Regions from separate parts of the Homo sapiens genome. Here regions 1 and 2 are each linked to region 3. Evidence: chromatin contacts called from ENCODE Hi-C or POLR2A ChIA-PET data. All regions are on one chromosome and are shown on one strand. Each heading gives the region's core, a stretch centred on a gene start or an enhancer-like site at or near the end of the contact. The rest is flanking DNA. Distances are from core to core; before and after follow the strand shown. Region 1 overlaps USP49 (ubiquitin specific peptidase 49). Region 2 overlaps GUCA1ANB-GUCA1A (GUCA1ANB-GUCA1A readthrough). Region 3 has its middle 25 kb from the start of TAF8.

Region 1 (3,798 bases), core at 1,294-3,793, 180 kb before region 3:
TCTGTCTCAAAATAAATAAAAAATAAATAAGCAAACAATTTTCTAAATGATTGTTTAAAAATTTGTTTTTCTCTTTAGGCAACTGCGTATGTTGCAGTTTCTTTCTTTTTTTTTTTCTTTCTTTGAGACAGAGTCTCCTACTGTCGCCCGGGCTGGAGTGAGGGGCACCATCTCAGCTCACTGCAACCTCTGCCTCCCAGGTTCAAGCGATTCTCTTCAGTCTCCCCAGTAGCTGGGATTACAGGCGTCCGCCACCATGCTCGGCTAGTTTTTTGTATTTTTAGTAGAGATGGGGTTTCACTCTGTTGGCCAGGCTGGTCTCAAACTCCTGACCTCATGATCCGCCTGTCTTGGCCTCCCAAAGTGCTGGAATTACAGGCGTGAGCCACCGCACCCGGCCAATGATGGTTTTGATCAATTTCATCAAAAGACTTGCGTTATCCATCATGGTATTCCAGAAGACCACAGTTATAAAGCTGGGTACACACAATTACCAACTACAGTGATATCCATTTATACATTTCATTTTTTGACCTATTTCTTTATGAATTATGGTTCATCTGCTCATAACCGCTGTATCTGTATAACTACTGTTAATATACGTGAGTGGGTTTATGCTTGCAAAAATATTACCTATTTTATTGCGTAAAGTAGCTTATGAAGATTTCTGGGGTTTTTTGTTTGTTTTGGTTTTGTTTTGTGTTTTGAGATGGAGTCTCACTCTGTCGCCCAAGCTGGAGTGCAATGGCACAATCTCGGCTCACTGCAACCTCTGCCTCCCAGGTTCAAGCGATTCTCCTGCCTCAGCCTCCTGAGTAGCTGGGATTACAGGCACACGCCACTACGCCCGGCTAATTTTTGTATTTTTAGTAGAGACGCTGTTTCACCATGTTGGTCAGGCTGGTCTCGAACTCCTGACCTCAAATGATCCACCCGCCTCAGCCTCCCAAAGTGCTGGGATAAGAGGTGTGAGCCACCGCGCACAGGCTTTCTGTTACGTTTTTACATGTTTCTCAAATAAATTCCTTTAAAAAATGTAAATAGGCCAGGTGTGGTGGCTCACCCATGTACTCCCAGCACTTTGGGAGGCCGAGGCAGGCAGATCACCTCAGGTCGCAGTTTGAGACCAGCCTGACAAACCCTGTCTCTACTAAAAATATAAAATTAGCCGGGTATGGTGGCGCACACCTGTGGCTACTCGGGAGGCTGAGGCAGGAGAATCGCTTGAACCCAGGAGGCGGAGGTTGTGGTAAGCTGAGATGGCGCCATTGCACTCCAGCCTGGGCAACAAGAGCAAAACTCCATCTCAAAAAAAAAAAGGTAAATAAGCTGGGCATGGTGGTATGTGCCTGTAGTCCCAGCTACTTGGGAGGCAGAGTCAGGAGGCTCATTTGAGCCCAGGAGTTTGGGGCTGTAGTGCATTATGATCACACCTGAGAATAGCCACTGCATTCCAGCCTGGGCAACACAGTGAGACCCTGTCTCTAAAAATAAAATAAACAAAAAGTAAGTAAATGTCCTTTAAATAATTTTTTAAATATTTTTTTTTTCCAGAACTACATTTTCAGGATTTTTATCTTTCAAGATTGTGATTTTGGGGATTTTAGACTTTAGGGGATTTTGATCTTTTGAGATTTTAACATGCAGGATTGTTTCTTTGGGGATTATGGCATAAACCCCTCACTTATTATAGTCTACCAAATATTGATAGTTTTAATTTATAAATCTTGTCTTCGCAGCCAAAAGGTAAGTTATTTCAGGGCAGCTACCATTTCCTCATATCTCCAATGCTTAATAAAATGCTTTAAAAATAAAAATCATGGCCAGGCACGGTGGCTCACACCTGTAATCCCAGCACTTTGGGAGGCCAAGGCAGGTGGATCACTTGAGGTCAGGAGGTCGAGAGCAGCTGGACCAACATGGTGAAACCCCTCCTTTACTAAAAATACAAAAATCATCCAGGCATGGTAGCCTGCACCTGTTAATCCCAGCTACTTGGGAGGCTGAGGCAGGAGAAGCACTTGAACCCGGGAGGTGGAGGTTGCAGTGAGCCAAGATCGCGCCACTGCACTCCAGCCTGGGTGACAGAGTGAGACTCTGTCTGAAAAAAATAATAAAAATAAAATGAAAATCATTAGAGGAGTGATATCAACAAGATGGTAGACTAGAAAGCAACAGATCCTTCCCCAACAGAGACACAGAGAAGTCAGGTACTGTGCATTTTTCACTATATTTCCAGAGCCAACAATATGGCCAAATAGATATTCAGATTATTTACTGAACAAATGAATGAGTGAGAGGCAGTGTGGAGGCCCTTCCTAGAGAGGAACAATATGAGCAAAGTCAAGAGAGCAAGAGTGTGTTTAGTGTGTTAACAACAATATATGGACCAGAATACCTTTGTGAGAGCTCTGAAGAAGAGCTGAGAAGCTACAGCACCAGGCCACTGTAAAACCAAAAGGAGATTACAGCAAAAGGGTTAGGAAATTTCAGTGTTTGGCATGTCCTTTCATGTCCTTCTTCCTATGTAGCATAGCACAGAGCAAGTTGGAGGAAACCCCCCCCATACTGGGTCTACTCCTTGGACAGAAACAAAAGAGTTGACCGTGTGTCCAACATTCTGGCTTGTCTGGGGCTTCCTGAGAGACTGATTTCTATCTCATATGACTCAGAATACTGACTGGACAGGTTCCAGAGTACAGAAGACACTGAAAACAGAGGAGAGCAGGATGTTAGCACTGAAGTTCCATAGGCAGACATCAGGGGGAGCAAGAGGTCAGAAAAAGGTTGAGAGATCCTGGAAACAACAACCAGGATAATTGGTAAAGGTCTTCCTCTGCAAAGTCACTAGACAAAGACTTGGACAGATGGTTGTTTGTTTTAAGTGCTTAAAGCCCAGCAAGAGATTATAAGGCATACAAATAAACAGGGCAATATGGCTGAATTAAAGGAATAAAATATAACTCCAGAAACAGGCCCTAAAGAAATGCAGATCTGTGAGCTGCCTGACAAAGAATTTAAAATAACTGTTATAGATGCTCAATGAGCTAGAACACAGATACAAAACTAAATGAAATGAAGAAAACAATCCATGACCAAAAAGATAAACAATGAAAAAGATCCAAACAGAAATTCTGGACCTTGAAAAATTCAATAACTGAACTGAAAAATTTATTAGAGGGGTTCAATAGCAGGTTTAATCAGGCAAAAGAAAGTAGAGTCAGCCGGGTGCAGTGGCTCACACCTGTAATCTAGCACTTTAGGAGGCCGAGGCAGGTGGATCACGAGGTCAAGAGGTTGAGACCATCCTGGCCAAAATGGTGAAACCCCGTTTCTACTAAAAATACAAAAATTAGCTGGGCATGGTGGTGAGCACCTGTAGTCCCAGCTACTCAGGAGGCTGAGGCAGGAGGATCACTTGAACCCAGGAGGCGGAGGTTGCAGTGAGCCAAGATCGTGCCACTACACTCCAGCCTGGCAACAGAGCGAGACTCTGTCTCAAAAAAAAAAAAGTAGAGTCACAGGAGCAAAAAGGAAACAGATTGGCAAAGAGCACATAAAGAACTTATAGGGCACGATCAGGACAACACATTCTGAAATGCACATTATGAAAACTCAGAAGAGGGAGAGACAAAGTGGCAGAGAGCTTCTTTGAAGAAATAACAGCTGCAAGCTTCCCAAATCTAAGGAGATAAATGGATATGCACATTAAAGAACCTCAAAGGACTTCAACAAGGATAAATCTAGAGAGGATCATAAAGACACATTATAATTAAATTATCTAAAGTCAAAGGCAGA
Region 2 (4,162 bases), core at 1-2,500, 140 kb after region 3:
AGACTAGCGGCTCTCTGGCCCAAATCTCCAGAAGAACCTTCAATCAGGGTCAGGAGGGGACTGATGCCGGGAGATGCCTGTTCTGCTGCCTTGCGGAGGGCATCGGAGAAGCTAAGTGTTCCTTATGCAAACTTTGGCCAGCCCTATTTTCTGCTCCACCTGTGCTGCATCCCAGCCTTCAGGGGCACCTGGTATCTCTGCCTCCCTATTCCTGCAGCAGGAATAGGTTTGTCCCGAGCTCCGCAGGCTCCTCCTCTTTGAAAGCATTTAGGTTTCGACTTTCTCCACTCTCATAAGAAAGACAGTTACCACTTGTCCATCTGTCTTGTTTTCCAAAATTTTATTAGAACCCCTGTATCTGCTGTCTTTTTTCCTCTTTTCTTTTCTTTCTTTCTTTTCTTTTTTCTTTTTTTGAGATAAGAGTTTCACTCTTGTTGCCCAGTCTGGAGTCCAATGGCGGGATCTCAGCTCACCACAACTTCCACCTCCCGGGTTCAAGCGATTCTCCTGCCTCAGCCTCCCGAGTAGCTGGGATTACAGGCATGGGCCGCCATGCCCTGCTAATTTTGTATTTTTAGTAGAGACGGGGTTTCTCCATGTTGGTCAGGCTGGTCTTGAACTCCTGACCTCAGGTGATCCACCTGCCTCGGCCTCCCAAAGTGCTGGGATTACAGGCGTGAGCCACTGTGCCCAGCCCCTTTTTCCTTTTTTGAGACGGAGTTTTGCTCTTGTTGCCCAGGCTGGAGTGCAATGGTGCAATCTTGGCTCACCATAACCTCCTCCTCCCAGGTTCAAGCGATTCTCCTGCCTCAGCCTCCCGGGTAGCTGGGATTACAGGAATGTACCACCATGCCCGGCTAATTTTTGTATTTTTAGTAGAGACGGGGTTTCTCCATGTTGGACAGGCTGGTCTTGAACTCCCGACCTCAGGTGATCCGCCCGCCTCGGCCTCACAAAGCGCTGGGATTACAGGCGTTAGCCACTGCGCCCGGCCTCCTTTTGTCTTTAAAACATGCATTTATTCATATTTTAGTGGGATTTTGAAAAGAAGCAGAGATAAGTGGAAGTTTTCAGTCTATGTATAACTAGAAGTCTTGCTCATTCAATCAGTCAGTCACCCAACAGACCCTGTGGGCTGTGTCCTTAAGATGCAAAGATATTAACAGGAACCGTCCCTTCCCTTCCAGATCCTATAGCCTGTGTAGGGTGAGGGGCAGGATCCCCATGAGGCGTCTTCACTCCCACAACAAACGCCTCCTCCCCTACCCTGGAGAATGGGCTCCCTCTTGAGGTTCACCTTGGTAATGCAGCCTCCATGGACGCCCTTAGAAACCCTTTAAAGAAACCGGCCAAGGTACCACCTTGTTTTGAGTGAGATAGGCCCAGGAGGCAACTGAACCTGTGCTCAGGGTCCTTCTGTGTTTCTGTGGAGTAGAGGGGCAAGCAGGCAGCCTTAGGGGGGGATTAGTCTGGCCTGGATCACTGCCCCTCCTGTCTCTTCCTGGTTTGTCTTCCTACCTCTCTGCAGCTGCCCCATCCTCCCTCCCCTCGGCCCCATTCCGCCAGGTGGAGCCTCTTCCTCTGATCTGGCTTCTGTCCCAGGAGGGATTCCTGCAGGCAGAGCAGCCAGGGAAGGCAGGAATCCTCCCTGTGTATGCTGTGTGACCTGTACTCTGGCCCTCTGTGCCCTAACGCATACCTTGTGCATACTGCTTCCTTGGGGCCTTGGTGTTGATCTCAGTCCTCCTTGCCTTGGCATCCCTGTCTCAGGGGATTCCATTCCCACCCTGGGCTGGAGACAAGGGGTGGGGGCCCTCCTCCCTCAAAGGGAGCAAGCTCTCTGTCAATGGAATTGTTGGGCAGAGGGCCACAAGGGGAGGACTGAGGGAGATGGCGCTGGAGTGAGGGGCTCGTGGGGTCCCCCTGGCTCTATCCAGCCCTTCTGCAGGGTGTGAAGGCTTAGGAGAAAAGCATGATGATGAGGTGGGAAAACTTTGGTACCACCACTAAAGTGCTCGTGAACCTGAGCAGGTGATTTAAATTTTCTGCCCCAAGCCCCTTTTGTCTCACATGGCAATAATAATACCCACCCCACAGGACTTGTGCACCTATTCAACAAGCATAGTTTCATCCAATTTTAGCTTTTTGAGAATTCTTTCTTTCTTTCTTTCTTTTTTTTTGAGACAGTCTCGCTCTGTCGCCCAGGCTGGAGTGCAGTGGTGCGATCTCGGCTCACTGCAAGCTCCGCCTCCTGGGTTCACGTCATCCTCCTGCCTCAGCCTCCTGAGTAGCTGGGACTACGCCGCCAAGCCTGGCTAACTTTTTTTTTTTTTTTTTTTTGTATTTTTAGTAGAGACGGGGTTTCACCATGTTAGCCAGGATGGTCTTGATCTCCTGACCTTGTGATCCACCCATCTCGTCCTCCCAAAGTGCTGGGATTACAGGCGTGAGCCACCATACCTGGCAAGAATTTTTTTTGATTTGGAGCTTCACTCTTGTCACCCAGGCTGGAGTGCAATGGCACGATCTCGTCTCACTGCAACCTCTGCTTCCCAGGTTCAAGTGATTCTCCTGCCTCAGCCTCCAGAGTAGCTGGGACCACAGGCGTGCACCACTATGCCCGGCTTATTTTTGTATTTTTAGTAGAGACAGGGTTTCACCATGTTGGCCAGGCTAGTCTCGAACTCCTGACCTCAGATGATCCACCCGCCTCCGCCTCCCAAAGTGCTGGGATTACAGGTGTGAGCCACCCTGCCCGGCCTAAGAATTCTTTTCTTTTCTCTTTTATTTTCTTTTCTTTGACGAAGTTTCGCTCTTGTTGCCCAGACTGGAGCACAATGGCGCGATCTCGGCTCACTGCAGCCTCCGACTCCCAGGTTCAAACGATTCTCCTGCCTCAGCCTCTGGAGTAGCTGGGATTACAGGCACCCGCCACCACACCCGGCTAATTTTTGTATATTTAGTAGAGACGGGGTTTCACCATGTTGACCAGGCTCGTCTTGAACCCCCGACCTCAGATGATCCACCCTCCTCAGCCTCCCAAAGTGCTGGGATTACAGGCGTGAGCCACCGCGCCCGGCCCCAAGAATTCTTTCTTTAATCATATGTGCATGCATGCATGCACTCAATATTTTACTGGGCTCAAGCCCGTCAGTCAAATATTACTCTCAAAACGGTAATTTAGGAGAGTTGATGTGGGGACTATTAACAGAGAGCTGGGCATAGTTAAGGGAATGGTGATGTACCCAGACAGTAGCGAGAGGGAAGCCCTTATCATGCCTGGCGGGGCAAAGGGAGGGAGCCATGATTACAGGAGCCCAGAGAGCTATGGCAGGAGCGGTGATTGAAGGTGGAAGGAAATAACCGCTGCCCCAACCCTGAGCTGGCAGGGAGGAGTGAGGACAACAAATGTCCCAGCTCTTCTCCCTCTCCACCCTCCAGTCTTCCTCCAGCTTCTCAGCAGATGAACCCAGCCTGAAACAAGAGGGCAGCAGAGTCTGGGTGATGCAGTCTGTAGGGTCAGTCTTTGGGGCTCAGAGCTGGAGGAGAAAGGGGGAGAATGAGTCGGGGCTGGGCAAACAGAACAACTAGCGCACGACAATGTGGAATGTGTGGTGCCAGGAGCTGGGGGCAGGCGAGACACAAATAACAGAATGGTCTCCACCCTCTGTGAGCTTGCTGGGTTCCTTAGAGCAGGCTGGCAAGAAGAGTTGCCTATATAATACTTCTGGAAAGAAATGAATGCTATGTCCGTGTTATTGTAGAAGAGTGAATGTCATAATAGACCCTAAGGTGACCCCAGTGATTTCTACCTCCTGTTGTTCCTACCTTTGTAAAATTCTCTCCCTTTGAGTGTGGGTGAGGCCCTTGACTTGATTCTAACCCATAGAATATGGCAAAGGTGATGGGACGTCTCTCTGTGGATTATGTTAGGTTATATAGACTTTAGCAGATTGCAGAGAGACTCTTCTCGCTGACTTGATGAAATAAGCAGCGTGGTGAGGAAGCTGGTGTAACAAGGAACAGAGGGCAGCCTCTATGACCTGAGTGTGTCCCCCAGGCAATGTCAAGTGAAAAGCCAGCTCCCTTGTCACATAGCCACAACAAAATGAGTTCTGCCAACAACCTGAATAAGTTGGAAGTGGATTCTTCCCCAGTTGAG
Region 3 (3,623 bases), core at 458-2,957:
TCCCTAGGTTGATATACTAGCATTGGGGCCTAAAAGTTTTGCCAGTGTTTACATCAGGCAAACACCTGTGTCACAATAACAGCCTAATACATACACTTATTAGGGCCAGGCACTGTTCTGAGTGCTGTACGTGCATAAAGCCTCCTAACAACTCATGTAATCCTCCTAATAGCCCTGTAAGGTGGATACTATTATTATCTCCAACTTACAGATAAGGGCACTGAGGCACAGAGAGGTTAAGAATGCACCCCATGGCTGGGTGCGGTGGCTCACACCTGTAATCCCAGCACTTTGGGAGGCCGAGGCAGGTGGATCACGAGGTCAGGAGATGGAGACCATCCTGGCTAACATGGTGAAATCCCGTCCCTACTAAATATACAAAAAATTAGCCAGGCATGTTGGCGGGCACCTGTAGTCTCAGCTACTTGGGAGGCTAAGGCAGGAGAATGGCATGAACCCAGGAGGCGGAGCTTGTAGTGAGCGGAGATCACGCCACTGCATTGCAGCCTGGGTGACAGAGCAAGACTCAGTCTCAAAAAAAAAAAATAATAATAATTCACCCTGATAACACAGCTGGTGTGTGGAAGAGGCAGAGGGGTTTATGCGCCTCCAGTGACATGGAAGGAGAACCTGCATCTTGTGAGGATCTCAGTCCACCCTCAGTGATGAGGAGGGTCCCTCTCCTTAGCCATGCCACTGGCACTGTTCAGTAGCAGGAAAGCATGAAGTGACATTGCGAGGCTGGGGCCACTCAGAAGTCCAGGCAAGCAGGGCAGGCATGGTGGCTCACGCTTGTAATTCCACCATTTTGGGAGGCTGAGACAGGTGAATCACCTGAGGGTAGGAGTTTGACACCAGCCTGGCCAACATGGTGAAACCCTGTCTCTACTAAAAATACAAAATTAAGGGGCCGGGCGCAGTGGCTCATGCCTGTAATCCCAGCACTTTGGGAGGCTGAGGAGGGCAGATCACCTGAGGTCAGGAGTTCGAGACCAGCCTGACTAATAGAGAGAAACCCCGTCTCTCCTAAAAATACAAAATTAGCCCAGTGTGGTGGTGCACACCTGTAATCCTAGCTACGTGGGAGGCTGAGGCAGGAGAATCGCTCGAACCCAGGAGGTGGAGGTTGCAGTGAGACGAGATCATGCCACTGCACTCCAGCTTGGGTGACAAAGTGAGACTCCATCTCAAAAAATAAAGTCAAATAAAATAAAATAAAAAAGAAATCCAGGGAGGAAAGCAGGGCCTGCATGAGGCCATGCCTTGGGGAATAAAGTGAGAGTGACCCATGCACGCAGGCAGACAGAAGGTCTGGGATCTAACTGTGAGAGGAAACAGGGAGCCTGACAGCTCTCCGAGCAGGCCAGGGCAGGGGGACCTCTCTTCCAGCAAGGCCAAGAGGGGCCCAGGAAGCCAAGCCCCAGGGAGAAGTCTGAGAGACCAAGGCCTCACAGAGGAAGTGTCTCCACAGAGATTTCCAATTGCCACGCCACCTTCTTTCCTGGAGCAAAGAGGTGCAGTTGGTGAACTAGGGCCACGGGTAATGGGAAGAATGGGAAGGAGAGATCCCATCCAACCTGGAACACTGGAGGGACAGCTAGAGTTGGAGGAGGGGTGAGTGAAGACATCTCCCCTCAGCTCACAGAAGAAGTCACACACCTCACCAAACTGAGAAAAATCAGATTCCACGCCTGGTGTGAGAGGGAAGTGAAACCGCACCTCCAATGCTCCACTGCCCTCCCCTCCGGCACTCTGGCCCATCCTGCACCCCGGCCGCCCCACGATGGCGGGCTCAGAGGTGAGGGCCTATCAGATGCATTCATGGGCTCCCTTAGGGCCTTTTGGGCTCTGAGTCACAAGGGTGGCTCTCTCAGAGCTGTGATGGCCTGGTCTCTCCTCCCCAGGGAGGCAGAAAGGGAACCAGGGAAAACAAGGCTTATAAGCTACAGAGGTAAGGGACTGTGCCCATCTTGTTCTTTCCTTTTTCACACACACGGAACATGGTACCCGGTGTATCCATGGTAAGCACTTAATAAACAGACACTGAGCGGATGAGTGAATTAATGAGTGAGTGAATGAATGAGTCAGCACTGGACCCACAAGGCTGCCTGTCAGCCTCTAGCCACATGGAGATTCCCACCTCCAGAGAAGAGCTCTACTACGTATGTTCCCCAAACTCCCTGTCAGCTAAATGTGACCTGTGACCAACTGGTGATCAAAGGGATAAGCTATCTGTCAATTGTTAGGTCTCGTTTGAAAATAAACCTCTTTTTCCCCTATTTTTGACAAACCTTGACCTCCCTGCCTCGACCCTGCTCACATTACATTTGACCTTCTCAACGACCTCTCTAAGGGATGGAGACATGACCCTCCTCTACCTCATCAGAGAACAGCACAGACCCTCTCCCCCCGCCGCCCCCCTGCCAAGGGGAAAATATGGTGCTCCTCAATGAACCTCACCCTGATCCTACAGGGTGCTCCTGGAAGAAGGGCTCCATGATGACCTCCAAGGGGCCTCTGGTCAAGGCGAAGGAGAATCAGACCCTCCACCTTTGACCAGAGGGGAGGGAGTCCAGCGTGAGGGCATTAGCCAAGGGGGTTCTGGTCCCTCTGCTCTAGGCCCCTCACAAAAAGAAGTCCAGCTGGGAACATTTTTCTCCCAGCAGGTCCCCATAGGAAAGCCATCCTCACCCACATGACACAGGCTCCCCATACCCTTCTCATCTAGATCTCATGGCAAAGATTGCCAACTGTCCCCTAAAATCCACTTTCCCTTCTTGTACCTTTGGTACTAGAAGCTCCACTATGTATGTTCCCCAAACTCCCTGTCAGCTAAGTGTGGCATGTGATCAGCTGGTGACCAAAGGGATGTCATCTGGCAACTTTGAGGTCATGCTCTGAAAAGGAAGGGCAGTGCCTTTTCTTTCTCGTCACTTTCCTCCCTCCCCACTGGCTGGCTGACGGACCCAGCAGCCATGGTGGGATGCCATCTCCCACACGCAAGGGCACAGGAGGGGCTTGGGCCCTCAACACCACCAAGGGGTCAGATCACCCACCCGGATCTGTATGGGAGAAATTTCCATTTTGCTAAGCCACTCTTGTTGGAGTCTGTGTTACAGCAGCCTAACCTCCCCTAGTTCCTATCCCAGCCCATTCTTTGGTGCCAAGATGCTGATGGGTAAAGGCGTGAAAAAGGGGCCTTGTCCTCATCCATGTCTCCAGCCCTTCACCTCCATCAGGTCAGCTTCCCAAGTGTCTGAGTGCCTTCCAGGTGGTTAAGACACCACTAGGCCGGGCGCGGTGGCTCATGCCTGTAATCCCAGCACTTTGGGAGGCCGAGACGGGCAGATCACGAGGTCAGGGGATCGAGACCATCCTGGCTAACACGGTGAAACCCCATCTCTACTAAAAATACAAAAAAATTAGGCAGGCTTGGTGGCAGGCGCCTATAGTCCCAGCTACTCGGTAGGCTGAGGCAGGAGAATGGCGTGAACGCGGGAGGCAGAGCTTGCAGCGAGCCGAGATCGCGCCACTGCACTCCAGCCTGAGTGAGAGAGCGAGGCTCCATCTCAAAAAAAAAAAAAAAAAAGACACCCGACTCCACCCCCACCTAATGCCAAATG

What was found. Hi-C counts contacts between places; a loop is a spot of excess contacts on that map. ChIA-PET counts read pairs that join two places held with the same protein, here RNA polymerase II (POLR2A). Pooled maps may share reads with other maps.
Region 1: a pooled map shows a loop between it and region 3 (2.2-fold over the local background). The contact joins two enhancer-like sites. A Hi-C loop is called at or near these places in 1 of 168 maps with a recorded cell type or tissue (transverse colon) and 3 of 50 pooled maps. POLR2A ChIA-PET finds 5 or more read pairs at or near these places in 4 of 52 experiments (BJ, T-cell, WTC11 and 1 more).
Region 2: a loop to region 3 is called in a pooled map, with 2.7 times the contacts of the local background. The contact joins two enhancer-like sites. A Hi-C loop is called at or near these places in 2 of 50 pooled maps. POLR2A ChIA-PET finds 5 or more read pairs at or near these places in 2 of 52 experiments (CD8-positive, alpha-beta memory T cell and H1).

What each region holds. Positions count from the first base shown.
Region 1 is chr6:41,844,213-41,848,010 of GRCh38, forward strand. All of the region lies in intron 3 of USP49 (ubiquitin specific peptidase 49), which reads right to left. Among named protein-coding and RNA genes, the nearest start is that of USP49, 49 kb to the right of the region's middle. Within about 2 kb of position 2,544, at least 10 of the 41 ENCODE cell types and tissues checked have a DNase peak (open chromatin) inside an H3K27ac peak, as active enhancers do.
Region 2 is chr6:42,165,346-42,169,507 of GRCh38, forward strand. All of the region lies in intron 1 of GUCA1ANB-GUCA1A (GUCA1ANB-GUCA1A readthrough), which reads left to right. Among named protein-coding and RNA genes, the nearest start is that of GUCA1A, 5.9 kb to the right of the region's middle. RefSeq lists an enhancer at 394-1,361. Within about 2 kb of position 1,251, at least 4 of the 41 ENCODE cell types and tissues checked have a DNase peak (open chromatin) inside an H3K27ac peak, as active enhancers do.
Region 3 is chr6:42,023,869-42,027,491 of GRCh38, forward strand. It overlaps a transcript of CCND3 not described here. Among named protein-coding and RNA genes, the nearest start is that of TAF8, 25 kb to the right of the region's middle. Within about 2 kb of position 1,708, at least 8 of the 41 ENCODE cell types and tissues checked have a DNase peak (open chromatin) inside an H3K27ac peak, as active enhancers do.